Linked DNA regions of Homo sapiens: region 1 is linked to region 2. A link is a loop called in an ENCODE intact Hi-C map of the cell type or tissue named here. Cell type or tissue: dorsolateral prefrontal cortex. All regions are shown on one strand. Links, peaks and the distances in the headings refer to the core of each region. The heading gives the core; the rest is flanking DNA.

Evidence for each region. Hi-C counts contacts between places; a loop is a spot of excess contacts. Peaks named below come from ENCODE experiments on the same cell type or tissue, not always from the same donor. Only the 100,000 strongest peaks of a DNase experiment are listed, where the experiment ranks them.
Region 1: it touches region 2 in a loop (6-fold over the local background); 2 of 110 quality-filtered maps call a loop at or near these places.

Annotation. Positions count from the first base shown.
Region 1 is chr15:35,062,090-35,073,053 of GRCh38, reverse strand. No RefSeq gene overlaps it. Among named protein-coding and RNA genes, the nearest start is that of NANOGP8, 18 kb to the left of the region's middle. In dorsolateral prefrontal cortex, for the core only: no CTCF peak of the experiment used is centred there; no DNase peak of the experiment used is centred there.
Region 2 is chr15:35,112,498-35,123,461 of GRCh38, reverse strand. LOC105370765 (a long non-coding RNA gene) reads left to right here and starts at 7,106. Exons shown (of 2, transcript XR_932103.4): 1 at 7,106-10,964. It also overlaps the pseudogene PRELID1P4. In dorsolateral prefrontal cortex, for the core only: no CTCF peak of the experiment used is centred there; no DNase peak of the experiment used is centred there.

The DNA of each region.
Region 1 (10,964 bases), core at 980-8,979, 50 kb after region 2:
CAACAAGAGCGAAACTCCGTGTCAAAAAAAAGAAGAGAGAGAAAAACAGACACTGGGGACTACTAGAAGCAGGAGAGAGGAAGGAGGACAGGGGCTGAAACACTACCTATTGGGTACTATGCTCAGTACCCAATAGGCAGTGGAAGTAATAAGAGTAGAAGTTAAAGATCCTGGGTGATGGGGTCTTTCATACCTCAAACCTCAGTGTCATGTAATAAACTCATGTAACAAACCTGCACACATACCCCTTAAATCTAAAATAAAAGTTGATATTATATTTTTAAAAAGTTTTTAATCTACACATGGGATAAAATTTTATGATATTTCTCACACATACTCCCACACTTACAGTACATGTAAACACTAATGAAAATATGCAACTAAAATCTAACCCAGCAATTGCACTCCTGGACATTTATGCCAGAGAAAAGAAAACACAGTCACACAAAAACATGAATGCTCCTAGTGGCTGTATTTGTAACAGCAAAAAAAGTAATCAGCATCAATGTCCTTCAACAGGTGAATGGTTAAATAAACTGTGGCGCATACATACCATGAAATACTACTCTGTAATCAAAAGGAGGAAACAATTGATACACACAAGTTGGATGTATGTCCAGGGAATTTTGCTGGGTGAAAAAGAAAGCCCATTCCAAAAGATTACAGGCTATAGATTCCATTTACATAAAATGACAAACTTACAGAGATACACAGCAGATTAGTGGTTGCCACGGGTCGTATTGGGATGGGGGATCCGGAGGAAAGTAGGTGTGGTTATAAAAGGGCAAGAACTGTTCAATATCTTGATCGTATTGGTTGATACACGAATCTACATGGGTGATAAAATTGTGTAGAGCTTAATACAAACACAAACGAATAAAAGTAAAATTGTTGAAATACAAATAATGTCAGTGGATTGTATTGATGTCAATATCTTAGTTGCAATATACCATAGTTTAGCAAAATGGTAGCATTGGAGGATACTGGGCAAAGTGTACAAGGGACCTTTTTGTATTGTTTCTTACAACTGCATATCAAAATTATCTCAATAAAAATTGTAATAAAGGCCGGGCGCGGTGGCTCACACGCCTGTAATCCCAGCACTTTGGGAGGCCGAGGCGGGCGGATCACGAGGTCAGGTGATCAGGACCATCCTGGCTAACACCGTGAAACTCCGTCTCTACTAAAAAAAAACGTACAAAAAATTAGCTGGTCGTGGTGGCGGGCGCCTGTATCCCAGCTACTCGGGAGGCTGAGGCAGGAGAATGGCGTGAACCCAGGAGGTGGAGCTTGCAATGAGCCGAGATCGCGCCACTGCACTCCAGCCTAGACGACAGAGCAAGACTATGTCTCAAAAAAAAAAAATTGTAATAAAAAGAGAAAAAAAAATCCATGTCACTCTTTGTGAGCCCAAAGTGGTCTAAAAACTGCTCAGCATGCTAACATGTAAATTCTACTTATTTAAAGTAGAATTGTGACGGTATATACTAAGCCTATGTTATAGTTCTAGTAAAAAATAACAAAATCGGCAGTTTTTCAACTCAGTGTCTTTGACTTGGTTAAACAAATGTGTAATTATTGTCAAAATTTTCCTCAGGGAAATGAATATATCATTTTTGCACTTCTTGTATGGTTTACCAAAAAGTTGAGTAACTGCAGATTGCATAATTGAAGGAAGTTTTGAAAATGAAAGCTGTAGGTAGGTGAAGTGGCTCACGCCTGTAATCCCCGCACTTTGGGAGGCCGAGGCCGGCGGATGACCTGAGGTCAGGAGTTTGAGACCAGTCTGGCCAACAAGGCGAAACCCTGTAAATTAGCCAGGCATGGTGCCGTGCGCCTGTAATCCCAGCTACCCGGGAGGCTGAGGCCTGAGACTCGCTTGAACCCAGGGGGCGGAGCTTGGAGTAAGCCGAGATCGCACCCCTGCACTCCAGCCTGGGCAACAGAGCGACACTCCGTCTCAAAAAAAAAAAAAAAAAGAAATATAGAAATAATGTCTCCCTCCAGAGCAAAGGGCAGTCTGCTTACTGCCCATTATAAAAGATTCAGGTTTTTTAAGCTTAGAGTTCTTCTCCTAGAGCACAATCCACCATTTGCTGGCACCCCTTGAAACTTCAGGCCAGGGGAGCTGTACAAATGTACTCATGCTCATGCTGCTGGCTGAGCCATGAGTAATAATGTCCTTTGCCTCTGACCCAGAAGTCTACTGTCTTCTGCCAGCATCCAGAAGCTTGGAAATAGAGCAAAATCTCAGATCTATTACAGGTCTTCAAACCTTATACGATTTAAAGATTAAATGAGTTTGTTTGTTTGTTTGTTTGTTTATTGAGATGGAGTCTCACTCTGTCGCCCAGGCTGGAGTGCAGTGGCGTGATCTGGGCTCACTGCAACCTCCGCCTCCCAGGTTCAAGCGATTCTCCTGTCTCACCCTCCAGGATAACTGAGATTACAGGCACCCACCACCACACCCAGCTAAGTTTTTTTATTTTAGTAGAGACGGGGTTTCACCGTGTTGCCCAGGCTGGTCATGAACTCCTGAGCTCAGGCAATCCACCCGCCTCAGCCTCCCAAAGTGCTAGGATTACAGGTGTGAGCCACCAAGCCCGGCCACGAGTTTCTTCATTTAAAATGCTTAGCACAGCCAGGCGCAGTGGCTCATGCCTGTAATCCCAATACTTTGGGAGGCCAAGGCAGGTGGATCACGAAGTCAGGAGGTGGAGACCATCCTGGCCAACATGGTGAAACCCCATCTCTACTAAAAATACAAAATTAGCCAGGCGTGGTGGTGCATGCCTGTAGTCCCAGCTACACAGGAGGCTGAGGCCAGAGAATTGCTTGAACCTGGGAGGCAGAGGCTGCAGTGAGCTGAGATCACACTACTGCACTCCAGCTTGGGCAACAGGCAGGACTCTGTCTCAAAAAAAAAAAAAAAAAAAAAGTGCTTAGCACAATTCTTGGTACTTGGTAAACATTCAATAAATGCTCGCTCTACTTACATTATAACCATCAAAATACAGGTATGCCACTGGGAGAGCCACGTAAATAAATGTGTGTGTGTATGCTTGAAATCCCCCGAGCAGGAATTTAGTCCTGTGGGTTAAGGCTTTATATTTCAAAGTGTATGCTTTTATATATTCCAGGTACAAGGGCCCATAGGGAGATTACTTTCATAGCTGTTCTTTGCTATGGACACCTCATAATCTATCCACATCCCCTGGTAATCAATGTTCATTTCTCATAGCAGAGCCTGGCAAGGGAAATCTTAGGAGGTGTTCATTTTACGTGATTGGAAGAGAGATTTTGAACATGAGTTGTTGTCTAGGTAAACAAATTTGAGTAGGACCCAAGAATCTCATCATGAGAACATGGTATGTATTTGTCTTGCTCACAACTTTATTCCCAACATCTAGCACAAGGTCTAGCACACAGCAGAAGCTTAGAAAATATTTGTTGAGTGAGTGAATTTCTATGACAGAAAGAAATTCAGGGGAGTCTTTCTTTTCCTTGGCCATCCAGAAATAGATGTCTGAGTTATTGAAGTGCCCCGTCCTCAAATTATCCCTGCCAAACTTGGCAACCATTTCACCTACTGAAAAGAAACTCCATCAAAAATCTAAGATAAAAAGAAATGATAAAATAACAAAACAAACTTTTGACCCACTTTGTTGTGCATTGGAAGGCACGCTTTGGCAGACAAAAAGGCTCAATGCTGTGTAATTGTCGTCAGTGTTTCACTTAATATTTTAATGAGCTGAGCAACTGACATTTTGACTGAACACATGCCTTTGGTGGCTCTTGTTGCTAAGCAAAAGAGTGTATAAAAAGCTTGTTGTCCTTTTTTTTAAAAAAAAAATAATTTCTTAAAACGCAAATACATCCCAACTGCCACTTGGATTTCTACAGAGACAATTCCTGTCATCCTTCCTCCTTCCTGCCCAAGCCAGCTCTTCTCATCATTTCCTCTGCTCCCGCAGAGTTGCTGAGTTGGGTTCCACGCTCCTCTGCTAGTTCCTGGATTCACAGCAGATCCTTCTGAGCCAGGACATGTCTGCCAGGACAGGCAGTGCCATTTTTAGCTATTTCTCTCCTCTCTTCTCCTCAACCTTCCACAGAACAACATTTGTACATTTATTTTAATATTCCTTCTTCTTTCAATTCAGCTGGCTGTCTTAACGTTTTCTCTACATCTGACACTTCTACCCATTTGCTCCATGATTTTCCCTTTTTTCTCCTCTCTTTTTTCTCCTTTCATTTTCCTCTCTCTGGTAGGGGTGGTTGGTTGGAATTCCCACGATGATCAAAAGGCGATTTTTGAGAAACAGGGGAAATGGGTGATGTGCAAAATCGGGAGGGAATCACAGCAAATGGAATACTCTTTAAGCAATTAGATATTTGTATTCTTTCTTTGCCAGCCCTTGAAAATAAGCATTGTAATTATCCCGTCATACAGATGGAATAACTAAGAACTAAGAGGTTAAACAACCATCCAGCTGGGCACTGTGGCTCACGCCTATAATCCCAGCACTTTGGGAGGCCGAGGTGGGCGGATGATGAGGTCAGGAGATTGAGACCATCCTGGCCAACATTGTGAAACCCCGTCTCTACTAAAAATACAAAAATTAGCTGGGCACGGTGGCACACGCCTGTAGTCCCAGCTACTAGGGAGGCTGAGGCAGGAGAATCACTTGAACCCGGGAGGCAGAGGTTGCAGTGAGCCGAGATCACGCCACTGCACTGCAGGCTGGGCGACAGAGCTAGACTCCATCTCAAAAAAAAAAAAACAAACCGTTCAAGGTCTGACAGAGAGTAAATGGCAGGACCAAGATTTAGACTCAGGCAGTGTGACTCCAGATCCCACTCTTACCACTGTCTTCCACTATCTTGTGTGAGCTGAGATGTGAATAGGGATGAATATAAGTGACAGTAAACACATAGAGGAGAGGGCAAGTTTGGGGAACCGTAACATCCACAGAGAAGTAACCAGGAAACAAAAATCTAGCAAACTTAAGAGGCTCATTTGTGACATCGTTTGGGAGTAGAAAAACATGTAAGGTTCATATTTGGGAGATTTGGGTTGAAATGACACTTTCATTCCTTGTTAGCGTGTTATTTAACCTCTCTAAGCCTCTATTTCCTCATCTCTAAACGGAGATAGCACACATTTCACAGTTTAATGGCAAGGATTTTTAAAAGATAACATGTGAAAAGGCTTTGTAAACTGTGGAGTTCTATGCAAATATCTTTCTTCCTCTTGGCTTCTTCCCGTCTGTAACAGAAAGTAGATTTCAGAATAGGGACTCAAGAAGCAAATGCAGAATAAAGGACGCTCCAGGAAGCTGGGGCAATTCTTGCAGGCAGTCTGTAGTCTAGGAGTTACTCTTCTCTAGCCTGAACTCTGGGAGATTTATGAGACCCATCCTATCTCAGCAGCACAGAGAAAAAACAGTTTTGCCAAAGGCATTAAACATTTTCCTACTGGAGGAAAGTTGCACTTTTAACCTCCAGCATTTTTTGAATTGTATGAAATACAATGAGAACAGAAATGGCCAAAACAAAGGAATACCAAACACTACACTTAAAAAACTGAACTTTTAGAAAATATGGAAAAACTCCGGAGTTTGTATATCAGCTCTCATCAAATGAGATGGGGAAAGATGCAAGGTGGCCATGGGACATGGTCTGGAATAACAGCAGAGGCTGATCAGTAGATGAGCAAGTGGTCCTTGACAGGTGAAGATCTCAAGCCCAACACAAGAGCCACCTCCCCCAGCCACCAGTGGGTTTTAATACAGGGAACAATTTGGAGCCATTGGCAAGTCAGACAATACTAGCTGGCAGAAAATTCAATCTATCGCATTTTGAGGACTTCTCCCCGTTCCTAAAGCTCTGGTCTAAGTGCTAAAGACATAGCAATAAGGACAGGAAGCTCACTACCCTCAAGGAGCTTACATTCTAGGACCCAGCTGGGTGGGGGTAAGAAGTCTAAATGAAGCAGATAATGTCAGAGAAAGTGCTAAGGAACACATAGGAGATGCTCAGTAATATTTCTTAAATGGATGGATGGATAAGTGAGGCTTAGGATTCTCTAAAGACCATCTTTGTACAATGAGGCATTCAAGCCACCTGTCTTAATTGAGAATGCCATTTAATACATTCATTCAAATTCATTTAATCATTCAGACAACCGTTCTTTTTTTTTTTTTTTTTTTTTTTTTTGAGACGGAGTCTAGCTCTGTTGCCCAGGCTGGAGTGCAGTGGCAAAATCTCAGCTCACTGCAACCTCCACCTCCTGGGTTCAAGCGATTCTCCTGCCTCAGCCTCCCAAGTAGCTGGGACTACAGGCACCCACCACCACGCCCAGCTAATTTTTGTATTTTTAGTAGAGACGGGGTTTCACTGTGTTGGCCAGGCTGGTCTCGAACTCCTGACCTCATGATCTGCCCACCTCGGCCTCCCAAAGTGCTGGGATTATAAGCGTGAGCCACCGCGCCCAGCCCAGACAACAGTTCTTAAGTATCTATTACATGCAGGCACTATGCTAGGTCCTAGGGATATGAAGAGAAAATACACTCCAGAGACCCAATAACCCTTTCATTAAAAATCAGCTTCTACCGACTCTATTTGTTCTATCTTCTGCCAATTTTGCCCACTTTCAGATTCAGCCTGAATGTATCTCCTGCCGGGAGAGCCATAAAAGGCTCTGTGCCAAAAGGCTTGCAGAGCCTGGATGGCCCAGAATTCCAATCTAGGCTCAGTAATATGTGACATTTTCACAAGGCAGGTGGCTCCATGCTGGAGTTTCCCATCACCCTAGAATCTCACGCTGAACTAGTAATGAACAGGAGTTCATCATAAGGTAGTGTAGTGACCGATTCTCTCCCAGTCATGAGCACACTTAACCATACTGTTTCATCTGTGGCTGGGTGACCCAACAACAGAATATTCTAGAAGTCTAAGTCTGACCTCTGTAAAGAGGAGTAGGAAATTGTCATAGAGGAAGAGTCCTACTTGCTGCAATTTCCACAGGGTAGGAAAAAATCCTGTCACTGCCATATAGGGCCCCTTACCACTGGCTGTCTCTGGACTTGCAACCATGCATAGATACACACACATAATTAGAATAGCCTTAGCCATCTTATTATCAATATTAAAAAAAATTGGCCAGTACTTTTATTTTATTTATTTATTTATTTTTTCCTGAGAGAGAGTCTCACTCTGTCACCCAGGCTGGAGTGCAGTGGTGCAATCTCAGCTCACTGCAACCTCTGCCTCCCGGGTTCAAGCGATTCTCCTGCCTTAGCCTCCTGAGTAGCTGGGATTACAGGCGTGCACCACCACGCCTGGCTAATTTTTGTATTTTTTTAGTAGAGATGGAGTTTCACAATGTTGGTCAGGCTGATCTCCAACTCCTGACTTCATGATGCGCCCACCTCGGCCTCCCAAAGTGTTGGGATTACAGGCGTGAGCCACCGAAAAATTGGCCAGTTCTGTAGTGTCTTTTCCTTTCCGAATTTCATGATACTGTTGAGAAAAGCCTGATCTTTCTTGCCAAGATACAGCACTGTCTTCCCAGTGCCTGTTAATCCTCTTTTATTTTATTTTATTATTTAAGTGAAGAAAGCTTACTGAGCTGAAAAAAACATTTAGATTGTGACTTCAAAATTGTGACCAGAGAAGGCTGAATTTGCGAGTTGTTTAAAGAAATGAAAAGCAGCCCAGATGAAAAGCTGGAAAGGCTCAGGAAGAAACACAGGTGATGGGAAAGGAAAATAATCTACCCCCAGGCTGAGTAGGGAGCAAACCGAAAAAGACAATACGGAATAAGACCACATTATGTCTAACTGAAAATTGTTGTCAATCTTTCCTCTCCAAAAAAAAAAAAAAAGATGTTCTAATATGTAAGAATAAATGCATGTGTCAAATGGGGTTGTTTGCAAACACTCAATTATTATTGCACAGCAGGAGCACACGGCTCTCTTACTCTCTCTTTTGAGCTGGGTGACAACGACAGGAAGAAGACATCTAAAACATGTTTACATTTTAGCAGAGAGGCCTTCTGGAGGAAAGTCAATCCATAAATCTAAGACATAAATAAACAAGCCACCATCTTAGGCAATGTTCTTGAAAAAAGGACAGGAGACAAATCCGCCTTAAGTTGATAGGTTGACGTTGGAAAAGCGGACCTGGATTCTGTTTGCTTCAATAGAGGACCATAATTGCTGTTCTCTGTAACCTCAGGTCCTCCCCTCCTGGCACACACACCCATGGACCCTTCCCAGAGATCAACATGACTACCTCTGCAGCATGTTGAGTTATGTCGTTGGCCTCTTTGGCTCAGCATTAGTTGTGGAGCCTAGGAATTCGTACGTTGGATTTTCTGGATATGCCTTGGTTTGATTTGTTACTATTCCTTTGCTTTAAGTGGTAGAATCTGTTTTTCTTTTTTTTTTAATTTACATATATCATAATAAGCCATAAGTAAGAGCAGTAATGTGACTAATACAAATTTTACATTCTATAATATTATTAGTATGAACTTTGGTAACCCTATGGGGTGATTTTAATTTTGTTTTGACTGTTAAGAGAACTGATTATGACTTAAACTCTTCTTCAAGATAAAAAATTCTATTATGAACCCTAGATTCAGTACTTCAAACAGGAAAACCTTAGCTTTATTTTGGATACTCAGTGAAGTGATATATTCCTGGACAAATGAGGGGAGAGAAGAGGGCGGCAGGGAGGGGGAAGGGTCTTGAACGCAACTATTCCTCTAGATCAGCATCTCTATATCAGTTCTTAAGTAACAGACCAAACTCAGTCGTAAATGGTTTGTTCTGAAAAATGCAACTGAGTATTTTCTTAAGGAATGAAGCCTGGGAACAATCAAATAGACCAGAAGGGTGAGAACTATTTTCTCTTCAGTGGTTAATTCAGTGCCTGGCATAGAAAAAGTATTGTATAAATTATATATATATATTTAATTTAACTTAATTTTATTTTTTGAGACAGAGTCTCGCTCTGTCGCCCAGGCTGGAGTGCAGTGCGGCGATCTTGGCTCACTGCAACCTCTGCCTCCCAGGTTCAGCAATTCTCCTGCCTCAGCCTCCTGAGTAGCTGGGATTACAGGCATGAGCCACCGCGCCCGGCCTAAATAATATTTTTAATGAATGGATGTGCCATTATCCTCCATTAGTATATTTATCAAGCATCTAACAAAACACCAAAAATTGATTGAGATCAATCACCACTGTATTTAAAGTTTTCAACTTGCCCTACTAACAATACTTTGTCAGCATTCCAGGTGGATGGCAGAATGAACTGACTTACCCTTCATGGCCTGGCCTCTTTATCTTTAAAAGCTGAAAGATGGCCAGGTGCGGTGGCTCACGCCTGTAATCCCAGAACTTTGGGAGACTGAGGCGGGTGGATCACGAGGTCAGGAGTTCCAGACCAGCCTGACCAACCTGGTGAAAGCTCATCTCTACTAAATACAAAAAATTAGCCAGGCGTGGTGGTGCATGCCTGTAATCCCAACCACTTGGGAGGCTGAGGCAGGAGAATTGCTTGAACCCAGGAGGTGGAGATTGCAGTGAGCCTAGATTGCGCCATTGCACTCCGGCCTGGACAACAAGAGAGAAACTCCATCTCAAAAAAAAAATTAATTAAAAAAAAAAAGCTGAAGGATCAGTGGGGCACGGTGGCTCACGTCTGTAATCCTAGCACTTTGGGAGGCTAAGGCGGGTGGATCACCTGAGGTCAGGAGTTCGAGACCAACCTGACCAACATGGTGAAACCCTGTCTCTAATAAAAATACAAAAAATTAGCCAGGCTGCGGTCCCAGCTACTCGGGAGGCTGAGGCAGGAGAATCACTTGAACCCAGCAGACAGAGGTCGCGGTGGGCAGAGATCACGCCATTGCACTCCAGCCTGGGCAACGAGAGAGAAACTCCGTCACACACATACACACACACAAAAAAAAGCTGAAGGATCCCTCACCTATAAGACCAATGGGAGTAGAGGAGGGCTGTCTTATACTAGTCTAGGAATCCTTTTTTCTTCCATTGCTTGTCACTACATCTCCACTTTCTGCAGAAGGGCAGTGACATATCTCAAGTCCAGAGAAACAAAGGTCTGGGAAATTTACAAACCACGCATTCATCCCTTGAATCATATAATGTCTAAGACAAAGTATGAGTCAAAGAGAAAGGGTAATCTTCTGTTGATGTTGGCTTTGCTGTGTTTTATTTTATTTCATTTTATTTAGAATGCCTTGTTTAGAATGTGAGTGCTATACTTGTATGCCACCAAGAAAAAACCTTCTGTACCTCAAAAGATTTTTTTATTTGATAGAAGCAATAAAACATACAAGACTGCTAATACATTCACTTGTGAGCTTCTGAAACTTCTCTGCCCTTTGCTTCTTTGCAGCTGTAAAATATGTTTTGCCCCAGTACCACCAAGACCATGAGCACACTCTGCCCTCCACAGCCACTTTGAGGCCAAACATGATACTTCACTCCATTTAAAAAAAAAAAAAAAAAGAAAGAAAGAAATCAAATTTCCAAAGTGTTAATGATTAGTCTAGATTTCTGAGGCATATTCTAGAAAGACAGATGTTATATGGCACAGCAGTTTCACTAGAAAACACCAACCACCAAGTCCTCCTCTCTGCTTACCACTGGTTCTCAAAAATACCCAGGTGGGGCCCATCCAGACTAATAGAATCTGAATTGCTGAAAGTGAAACTCAGGTTTCCTAGTTTTAAAAACTCCCCAGGAGATTCTAATGGGAAATTAAGGTTGAAAACCCCTCTAGCCTTTCTCCTCCCCCATATCTCTTTTCTAATGCAAAACAATTTAGTTCTCTCCTTGCTCCAAAATTATATCCTCCTTCCCTTTACCTCACTCAGCAAAACAAGGTTTCTCATTAAGGCACATCCTCCTTAGAAGGTTATAGGTAAGTAG
Region 2 (10,964 bases), core at 1,627-9,626:
ACACTGTTTAAAAAGCTTCAATATTAAATAATTTTTGTTACCCAATATGAATGTTTTTTGTGATTTTTCACTGTGGTAGAATATAATAAAATGTATAACTTTAATCTTTTGTTGTTGTTCAGATGGAGTCTTTCTCTGTCGCTCAGGTTGGAGTGCAGTGGCGCAATCTCGGTTCACTGCAACCTTTGCCTCCCAGGTTCAAATGATTCTCCTACCTCAGCCTCCCGAGTAGCTGGGACTACAGGCGCCTGCCACCACGCCCGGCTAATTTTTCGTATTTTTAGTAGAGACGGGGTTTCACTGTGTTAGCCAGGATGGTTTCGATCTCCTGACCTCATGATCTGCCCACCTCGGCCTCCCAAAGTGCTGGGATTACAGACGTGAGCCACCACACCCCGCCAACTTTAGTCTTTTTTTTTTTTTTCTTTTGAGACGGAGTTTTGCTCTTATTGCCCAGGCTGGAGTGCAGTGGCATGATCTCAGCTCACTGCAACCTCTGCCTTCCAGTTTCAAGCGATTCTTCTGCCTCAGCCTCCCGAGTAGCTGGGATTACAGGCACCCGCCACCACGCCTGGCTAATTTTTTTTGTATTTGTAGTAGAGACGGGGTTTCACCATGTTGGCCAGGCTGGTCTCTAAACTCCTGACCTCGTGATCCGCCCACCTCGGCCTCCAAAAGTGCTGGGATTACAGGTGTGAGCCACCGCACCCGGCCAACTGTAGTCATTTTTAAGTGTATAATTCACTGGCATTAAGTGCACTCATGTTGTTGTGCAGCCATCACTGCTATCCATCTCCAGAACTTTTTCATCATCCCAAACTGAAACTCTGTACCCACTAAACAATAACTCCAAGTCCTCCCCTCCCCTCAGCTCCTGATAACCACTATTCCACACGCTGTCTCTATGAATTTGGCAACTCTACATACCTCATATAAGTGGAATCATACAATATTCCTCATTTTGTGTGGCGTATATTTTATTTAGCATAATGTCTTTAAGGTTATTATTGCATGAATTAGAATTTTATTCCTTTTTAAGGCTGAATGATATTCCATTGTGTGTATGTACCACATTTTGATTATCCATTCATCTGCCAATGAACATTTGGGTCACTTCTATCTTTTGGCCATTGTGAATAATCTTACTATTGATGCACAAATATCTGTTCATTTGAATCCAGTCTCCTGACCAGAAAAAAAAAATAAATATCTGAACTCATGGCGGCGGCAGCGGCAGCTGTTTGGGCGCGGTGCGGTGGTGACTGAGCTACGAGCCTGGCGGCGGGTGCGCGCCGAGCCCCGGCCCGGCCCCCGCGTGCCTCCCAGGCTCCACACCCCTGATGCTGAGCGGGTGCTGAGCCCGCTCCGGCCGGGACGATGGTGAAGTATTTACTGGGCCAGGGCGTGCTCCGCAGTTCCTGGGACCAAGTGTTCGCCGCCTTTTGGCAGCGGTACCCGAATCCCTGTGGCAAACGTATCTTGACGGAAGACATAGTACACCGGGAGGTGACCCCTGACCAGAAACTGCTGTCCCGGCGACTCATGACCAAGACCGACAGGATGCCCCGCTGGGCCGAGCGACTGTTTCCTGCCAATGTGGCTCACTCGGTGTACATACATATTGGAGGACTCTGTTGTGGACCCACAGAATCAGACCATGACCACCTTCACCTGGAACATCAACCACGCCCGGCCGATGGTGGTGGAGGAACGATGTGTTTACTGTGTGAACTCTGACAACAGTGGCTGGACCGAAATCCGCCGGGAAGCGTGGGTCTCCTCTAGCTTATGCGGTGTCTCCAGAGCTGTCTGGGAATTTGGTCTTGCCCAGTTCAAAAGCAACGTGACCAAGACTTTGAAGGGTTTTGAATATATCTTGGCGAAGCTGCAAGGCGAGGCTGCTTCCAAAACACTTATTAAGACAGCCAGGGAAGCCAAGGAGAAGGCAAAGGAGACGGCCCTGGCAGCTACAGAGAAGGCCAAGGACCTCGCCAGCAAGGCGGCCACCAAGAAGCAGCAGCAGTAGCAGCAGTTTGTGTAGCCAGCCCATCACCACCACAGCTCCCCAGACAGTTGGCTTAGCCCCTCTGCCCTCCCTCCATTGTACTTTATCATTAAAAATCAACTTCCAGCCCTATCTACTGTCTGGGCGGTGGGTTGTGGGGAATCCAGTTTGACATCTGCAGTACACCAGGCACGTGATCCACGTTTGAGCCACGTCTGCTTATTCTCCCATTGGGCAGCTGCAGACCGAGGAACAGAGGGGCAGTGACTTGACCCGGGCTCCAGGTAGCCTGCAGGTAAACTGGCACTAAGTGCTAGACTGTAAACCCCACAAGGGCAGGGCTCTTGGTTTTGTTCTCTGATGTGTCTCAATATCTAGCACATAATAGGCACTCAATAAATACTTGTTGATTTCAAAAAAATAAATAAATAAATATCTGTTGAAGTCTCTACTTTCAGTTATTTTTGTTTATATACTCAGAAGTCGGACTGCTAGATCATATGATAATTCTGTTTAATTTTTTATGGAACCACCATACTTCAACATGAATATTTTTACAGGATTAATGCAGCAAAGCTTAAATGCAAGTAATCATTATCCTCACTGCTGGTTTTAGTAAAATAATTAAAACAATTCACACACACTGTTTAATAACTTATTCGCAGCCAGGCATGGTGGCTCACGCCTATAAAATCCTAGCACTTTGAGAGGCTGAGGTGGGTGGATTGCCTGAGCTCAGGAGTTCAAGACCACCCTAGGCAACATGGTGAAACCCCGTCTCTACTAAAATACAAAAAAAAAAAAAAATTAACCGGGCATGGCAGCTTGCGCCTGCAATACCAGCTACTTGGGAGGCTGAGACAGGAGAATCACTTGAACCCAGGAGGCAGAGGTTGCAATGAGCCGAGATCGCGCCATTGCACTCCAGCCTAGGTGACAGAGCAAGAGACTCCGTCTCAAAAACTAAATAAATAAATAATAAATTTAAAAAATAACTTATTTGGTGGAGTAAATATCTTGCAAAAGTTCCGTTGTTTCCAGTCCTGGATATCTGTAGCCATATGTGCTCTTCTCTTTCTCTCTGGAAGCTGTCCATTGATTTTTCTTGGTGATTTATGCCCTCTGATTCTTAATTATTAACTATATTTTGATGGCAAAAATCCAAAAGCAGAAGAATTATCTACTGTGAAATTTGTTCATCAAAATTTGGGTTCGCATTTTCCTTTGCCTGTACTTTTTACTTATTTCCTCATACAAGTCAGAAATAAATGACAGTTATGATCATGGTCTGTTAACTTTTGATTTTGGTAGTTTATTTTGCAGTATTTTTCCATCTACATTTGTAAGGAAACAACTTACTTAAATGGTTGGAGGTCTTTTTTCCTCCTTTGATTATAGTACTGTCAATTGTGTTTTCATTTGGTTTTATGAGTCTTTTAATATAAAAATACAAACATTGTCCATTATAAAAAAGATTTTTCAAAATCCTTCCAGATCAAAAGCCTAGCCCAAGTATTCAATGTCCATTACAGTTATGCATTAGTGAGAAATAACTTTTGACCTCAAAGTTTTTATAGGAATCAAATGCCAGACAAGCTGTTTTGTATGTCTCATTAATAGCAAAACTGTGGTTTGCTTTATAATGTCAGTGGGATTTATAATGTCAGAGAGATGAGGTGACAAAGGATTAAAATAAAATTCAGTGAAACTTTTTCCCTAACATTTTATTTATGCATAAAACTGAAACCCAGTAATGACCCATATTTCTGTATTTACCTAATTCTGAAAATATAGCATTGCATGTTGTGAAAGTATAATCAAATTAGGAATAATATTCTTATCTGGGGCCATGACGGTATATTCCTCCAAATTTGAAATCTGCTTAAGTTTCTCAGCTGCGTAGCCTTAAATCAACTCAGATCTTTAATTGTGTGAGTTCATTTATTCTGAACCAAATGTAATTTCCCTTTTAGGGAGGGATTGCCTTTAAAAGGTTCATTAATAAAATCCTAATGAGGTATCTTGGATGTTGTAGAATACTGGTGTCATTTTTATGAGTTTAGAACAAAAGGATACAAAATATACAGATAAGATTACCTATCAAATACATGAAGGCAAAATGTTCCTGACAAAGTCAGAACATTATAAAATAGTTGAAAATGTTTCCAGTGCCTTCAAAAAACACCAAAGCAATTATTGCTGATACCTTATGAATCAAAGGTCTTGTTTTTTCATCATGAACTGAATTCAGCCGGCACACTTTTGGACAAAGAAATTGGCACTCCTTGTTGGATTGAGAACCTAGATGACCTTATGCCTCTAACGTAGAGGATATAAATGGTCTATTTGTGCAACTATGCAAATATGCAAATACAATGAATGCCAATTTATAAAATGAAAGGGCTAGTTGAATAAATGTAAATATAAAAACAGTAACAGGGACTCAAGGTCTGTAATAAATTAAGGCTGAGACTAAAATAGAAATCAGATTGTGGATAAATAATCATTGTAATAATAGCAGAACTTGAGCCCAACAACAGTAAAATTTTACATAAGGCTATTAGTTGGCATCAAATGGAGGATCAGTGATAATGGGAAGCATAAGAAGGGTATACAAATTTTAGAGGCTGTTAAAATTGTCAAAGGTCAAAATAGTTTTTTAAATGTAGTGACAAATCCATTCCCTAGCTAGGCTCACACATCGTCTTGTGCCCATTGCACAGTTTCAAATTAGCATTTTACTATGCTCTGACATCTGAAATACTAATAGACAAAAATTAGAATAATTGATCTGCAAAGAATCTCAAGAAATTATACCTGGTCTGCCCCCCAAACAGGAGGACACCTAAGCCATTTAAGATAAAATATGAATTCTCTAATTTGTAAATCTTCAGGAAAATTGCTGCTGCTTTTCTTTCTGCTGGTACATTTATCTGTCTGGCTTTGTGACCTCTGAGTTCAGAACATAAAGTATAACCTTGTTTAAATTAAATCTTCCTCTTTTCTTTATTGGGTCCTCAAAACTGCTGAGTTGATTTTAATATTAAAACAAATAAACAAAAATCCTACACCTAGCTTGTAACTCTGCATGACAAATTCCAGCCCAGGTGTTTTATGATCCAGTGAGAAGTTCTTGAAAAATGAGAAGAAAGAGAGGTTGAATTGTAACATGGATACATTTTGGACTGGATGCCAGCCACTTGAATAAGGTATGAGCGTTTAAGCCTAAAAACTGACTGTATTTTCCTTTTCTTATTTGAACATGCAAAACCTTTTATTTTCATAATCAAGGCCAAATGTATTTCATACTTTGGACTTAAACCAAAACTCAAAAGGAGGATGAAAGAGCATTACCCATGCAAGCAATAGATTTGAGGCCAGTTTTAATTGAAAAGAAAAATCCCACCATCTAGTCATTTTTAGAGCATGAGTTGCATTCACCACACAAATCCTTCATTATTCATACATGGCAGTATGTATTTAATGATTAAGTCTCTAAGGATTTATTTGATAGAATAATCTCCTAAATTTCTTTTTTTAAAGGGCAAATGAAATGTGGTTTTTAATTCTTTAAAGAACAAGTTACAAAGCGTGTAAAAATAAAACACAGGCTCTTAGTTTTTAAAACTATATCTACAATTTGCCTACCCATTGGTTTGTTTATCTGGCTATCAGTAACATACAGACTTGATCTACTAATGGCTAATTATGCAATTGTTTATCAGCTCATTTGAAACATTTTGAGATTCAGTCTAGCTCAGCAAATTACTGTGCTTAAGGCAGTTCTACATTCTAGAAAATTATAATATCCCCAGAAGGCAAAGAATTAATAATAAAAATCCTCTTTTGTAAAAGATTATCATTGCAGAGCAAATGGAGCAGATCTTCCCTATCCTACTGCATTTAATATTCTCATTTTTCCCCTGAAACTTTGATGGAGAGGCAATGAGAATATCTCTGTTTTATTAACTTATTAAGAGGCACATTTATAGAACTCGTGCACTGTATTGATTCCTAAAGCTGCACTGCTGCTAAGAGCCAATAATCACAGCAGAGCAGGATGATTCCATTTGTTATCCCAGAATGTTTCTGATACTCAGTAGAGCCCAAATTTTCACCCAATTCAGAAAGCCCAGTTTTTTCACTTCTCTCAGCCTCAATTTATTCATATGTAAAATAGGCGTAATAAAACAAAAGGCGGCCTCTGGATGTTGTGAGAATGAGATAATGCAGTCAATACACCTAATACAACGCCTGTAGATATTAAATACTGTTAGTTTTTGTCATTATTATGGTTATCATCATCATTACCTCTTGTGGTTCAGGAATCAAATAAAGATGCATGCATTTAAGTAGCCATTTGCCTATGTAGTTATGTAACTTCTCAGTATAAATGTTTTCATGTCAGCTGAAAGTTTAAAATGAACTTACTGTAAGCCCCAGCACTATTTAGCCCAAAACTGCCTTTCCAAGCTAATATCAAATCAGCCAGAATAGGTGGGCTACTAGTATGCAACTGGGATAAATTGCCTAGACCCTGGTTTGGAATTATCCAACCTCATAGCAGCTGGGCTTGATAACATGATATTTTAAAGGCACTTGGTGCCTCTTCTACTGAACTGTGTCAAAGAGTTTTGAACTTTTTCTTCATGACTCAGATTTTGTAGTGGATTTTACCACCTTCATTAGCACTACATTGGATCATCATATTTTAAGAAGAAAAAAAGTCTTTAAAAACTACCCAGATGCCTTACCTAGAACATATGAGACTATTTGCTTTATGGCATTATTTGCATAGAGTATATGTATCATTTCATTTATCTGTCAACCAGGACTACTTTTTCACTTCCTAGTAAGATTTGGTGTGCTACCATTAGCTTATAAATATGGCCGGGTGTGGTGGCTCACGCCTGTAATCCCAGCACTTTGGGAGGCTGAGGTGGGTGGATCATTTGAAGTCAGGAGTTCGAGACCAGCCTGGCCAAAATGGTGTAACCCCATCTCTACTAAAAATACAAAAATTATCTGGAGGTGCTCGCTTGAACGCAGGAGGCACAGGTTGCAGTGAGCCGAGATCGTGACACCTGGGCGGCAGAGCGAGACTGTGTCTCAAATAAATAAATACATAAATACGGCTGAAGCCCTGTGTTTTTATTTTAAACATACTGCATCTTCTGTATATTCAAGGAGTGCGGTTAGTAAGTGCTACTTAGAAGCCAGCCCTAGCGCTAAACTTTGGGGGTAATGGTGGCCCAACTTCCCCTTGCAATTCGTGGCTTCTAAATATCTCTGCCTCTCTTGATTCAGTAAAACAACTAATGTTGCAAGGCATTTCAACTTGGTGAGCAACAAAAGGCTATGATGTTTTCTTTGCCCCCAAAATGTGAAAAGCAAACTATCTAATCAGTAGGGACTAACTCTATCAGTTAGTTTCTTTATTGCACTTCATACCCATTGCCTGACTTTTTCCTATTTCAAAATTTGCCATCAGTTTTTCCTGAATTTGAAAACTCCTAAGAATAGGCTCTTCTTTATTGTTCTCCAAATTTTCCTAGGGCAAATAAAATCCATTACAGGGGGTTACATATGTAGAAGAGTAAAATGGGATCAGAAAAATTAAAATTTCATGTAAGGCTCAGAAGCCAACAGCTGTACAAGTTGAGACCTGCTGGAAAGCAGTGACTCTGAAATAAATTCTTACTCTGTAGACGAATAGGACTTCAGCATGCTACAGGATAATGTTTTGAGCTCCTTCCAACACTAGAAACTGTTTGAATGGGTTATTTTTACTCTACTTATTATAGAGGTGGTTTAGAAAAAGCTAACCTGCAAGGGGCAAAGTGTCTTTCACCAAAGGTTGCCAGAATCTCAATCAAACCCATTACCATGGGCCGTGAAAGCACCACCTTTTCATCACTACCATCACAGCTGTGGTCGTGCTGTTGTTATTGTTGAATCTCTCTGTTCAGCTTTTTATAATTATCATAATTCACCCTAATGTTATGTGATTAGCAGCCTCTGTTGTGGTGAGAATTACACACCACTCACATAGCGTCTGTGACCTTTCACCCCTTGTGGAGTCGGCCAGGGCTGCATTGGCTGGGAGACAAAGTGCAGAAACCCACAGAGCACCACCTGCACTCTCTCAGGCTGGGGGATAAATGGAAAATTTTACCTTCCAACTGTATGTGTTGCTCTCCAGGCAGCCATATTATGAAAGTTCGATTCCTCCACCTCCCTATAAAAACTAATTTATTCTCATCCTAGGAAGATTTTTAAAGGATTTTGTAAAGTATTGCTTTACAGCATTGATACAGAAGGCAAAGTGACTCTGTTAATACAAAGATAAGAGTTCTTTAATTTTATTTGCAACATCATTAGATTAATTGTATGTTGGACATTCAAAGAAGAGATTTGGGGAATTTGATGCCTCTTTGTTTTAGACTGAAGTCAGTACACATGTGATGAGACCACTGAGTGAGAACAGTTGGCAAGAATGTACAAATAACTAGCCATCCTCTTTATCTAATGAAATACGTTTTCTTCCATGCTAGTGTCCTAAGCTTTGTGGAACATTGTTAATCATAAACACTATCGGAATCTGTTATTTAATTTCACAGACCTTTCAGATCATAGCAGCAATTGGTCAGAATTAGAAAATAATTTTCATGCAACTAATGTAAGATGAAAAGTAGTAAAGAGGGGATTTAAAAAATATATGATAAAATAGGCATTTATAGAATATTGCTATGTACCACTTCTATACTTTCGACAAGATTGACAGTATGTAGCATGATGAGTTAAATTTTCTTTAGCACAGTACAAAATCTCTGCATTTTTTCTAATTACCACTTCCTACAAGTCAGCGCAAAGAGGAATAGGCTCACTTGGTTCAGCTCAATTTCCACAGCTTGACAGGCATTGATATCAAAATTAATTCTAAGATGAAACTTCATAAAAGAAAATCCTATTTGACAAAAAGAACTATTGGGCTTGAATCACAGTTGCATTTGCATTGTGAAATCCCTTTTTTATTGTATAGGAAATAATGCCTAAGGAGAGATTGAATATCCAGAGAGAGTTCATTTGAGGCATCCTGATAGTATCTGCCATATGCAAGTAAAGCAGAAGACGTTTTTATGACATCTTCAGAACTTGAAGATTGAATTACAGTTTTAGTAATCATCAGTTCCCCTTCTCCACTGTCACTTTTTGGTAATATATTGCATAGAAAAGACTTATAGTACCGGTTTTATAAGCTTGCAATAAAAATATAACAACTGTTGTATTAAATTATTTAAGTTGTAAACCATTGTGAAAAAGGAGAAAAAGTTTTATCGACATGGAGGCTGAAAAACTGATTATGATGGAGAGCAAAATGTATTGTACTGATTACTCCCAAGTTTTTCCCTGGTTTAGCATATTGTAAATCTTCAGGGTATCTTTCAAATCAAGGTCTGGGTATGAGAAGTTCTTTTATTTATTGATAATTTAGAACTGGCCGGTGGCAAGAAAAAAAATGGTACCTGTGTGTTTCCAGGTTACCAATTTATTTTAGAAGAGTTATAAATGCAAATAAACTAAGTAAAAAAGAGGTAATATAGACTCAAGTAAATGTTTCTTTTTGATGAAAAGAAACCTAGTAAATATGAAATAACTACATTTACCCAGGGAAATTTAGACTCTAGAGATCGTCTAATGTTTCTAGAAATATTTTTTTCTTACCTTATATTGGTTTTATGGGCACTTATTACCTCTACTATTTAGCAGACTACCATTCTGCTACTGTGTGCAAAGATTCTAGGCTAAGATGTTTTCTCCTCTCCAGGCGTCCTCCATATTCACTCCATTGGAAAGTCTACCCTTCCAATGTCAGACTTCTTCAAGAACTTTCTGTTAATCAGTGCCTCCTTTCCCTTGTGTTTCTAGCCCACACTGGGAATCTAGGTGCATTCTCTGGCTTGCTCAGAATGTCAGCATCCCATATTTATGCACTCACACTCTTCCTCAGTGCCCCCAGGATTGCTGGACACTGAAACATGGTTCATATCAGGCTCTACCCACCTCCCTCCTACACACACACACCTTGGCCACCCAGAAGAAAGAAGGAATTTCCTTGACTAAATAATCAGATTTTATTTCTCTAAAGGAAATTAGAATAGGGAAGACACGTATTTCTACGTGGTAAATCGAATCACCCAGGGGATGCACAATAACTGGGGGTTAGTCCATTCTTTAGCATGATCCAAGACAATAAATCAGGCACTCTTACTTGATGCTGTAAATGATTTCTCCCTCTCACCGAGGCTCAACAGCAGCAAGCTGGACATATTCTCACTTTGATGGCAGTGATATTACTAATAATGTAACTTATAGGTGTCAAGAACTGTATGTTATTTAATCCTCGCAACATCCAAATAAAATAAGCATTATTCTGATTTTACAGATGAAGAGATTTAATTCTTGTTCAAAATCACATAACTAAAAAGTATTAAAAATCAGAATTCAAATTAAGCACAGGGCACTTGAGGGCTTACCAACTCTACTACACTGATAATGTAATGATTCCATCTCTAAGTCACCATCACCAAAAGGAAAGAATAGGATAAGAAAGAAGTATGGAACATGTCATGTTCCTCTCTGGATTCTCCCATGCATTCATTTGTCACACATTTCTTGAGTGCAGGTAATATATCAGATTCTATCCTTGTTCTGTAAAGATAAATAATTTATAGTCACTGCCTTTATTATTCATTGGGAAGGAAAACCGGTGAATGATTGAAGTTCACTATGATGATGTAATTGAAATGTATACAAGGTGCTATGAGGACACTGGAAAAATTTAAATTCCAAAGAATTCAGTGTTTTTACTTAGTGATGGCCTTCTCTAGGACAACAGTAAATCCCCTAAGGGTGAATCCAGCAGCTCTTTGTCCTCAGCTAAGACATTCTATGAATG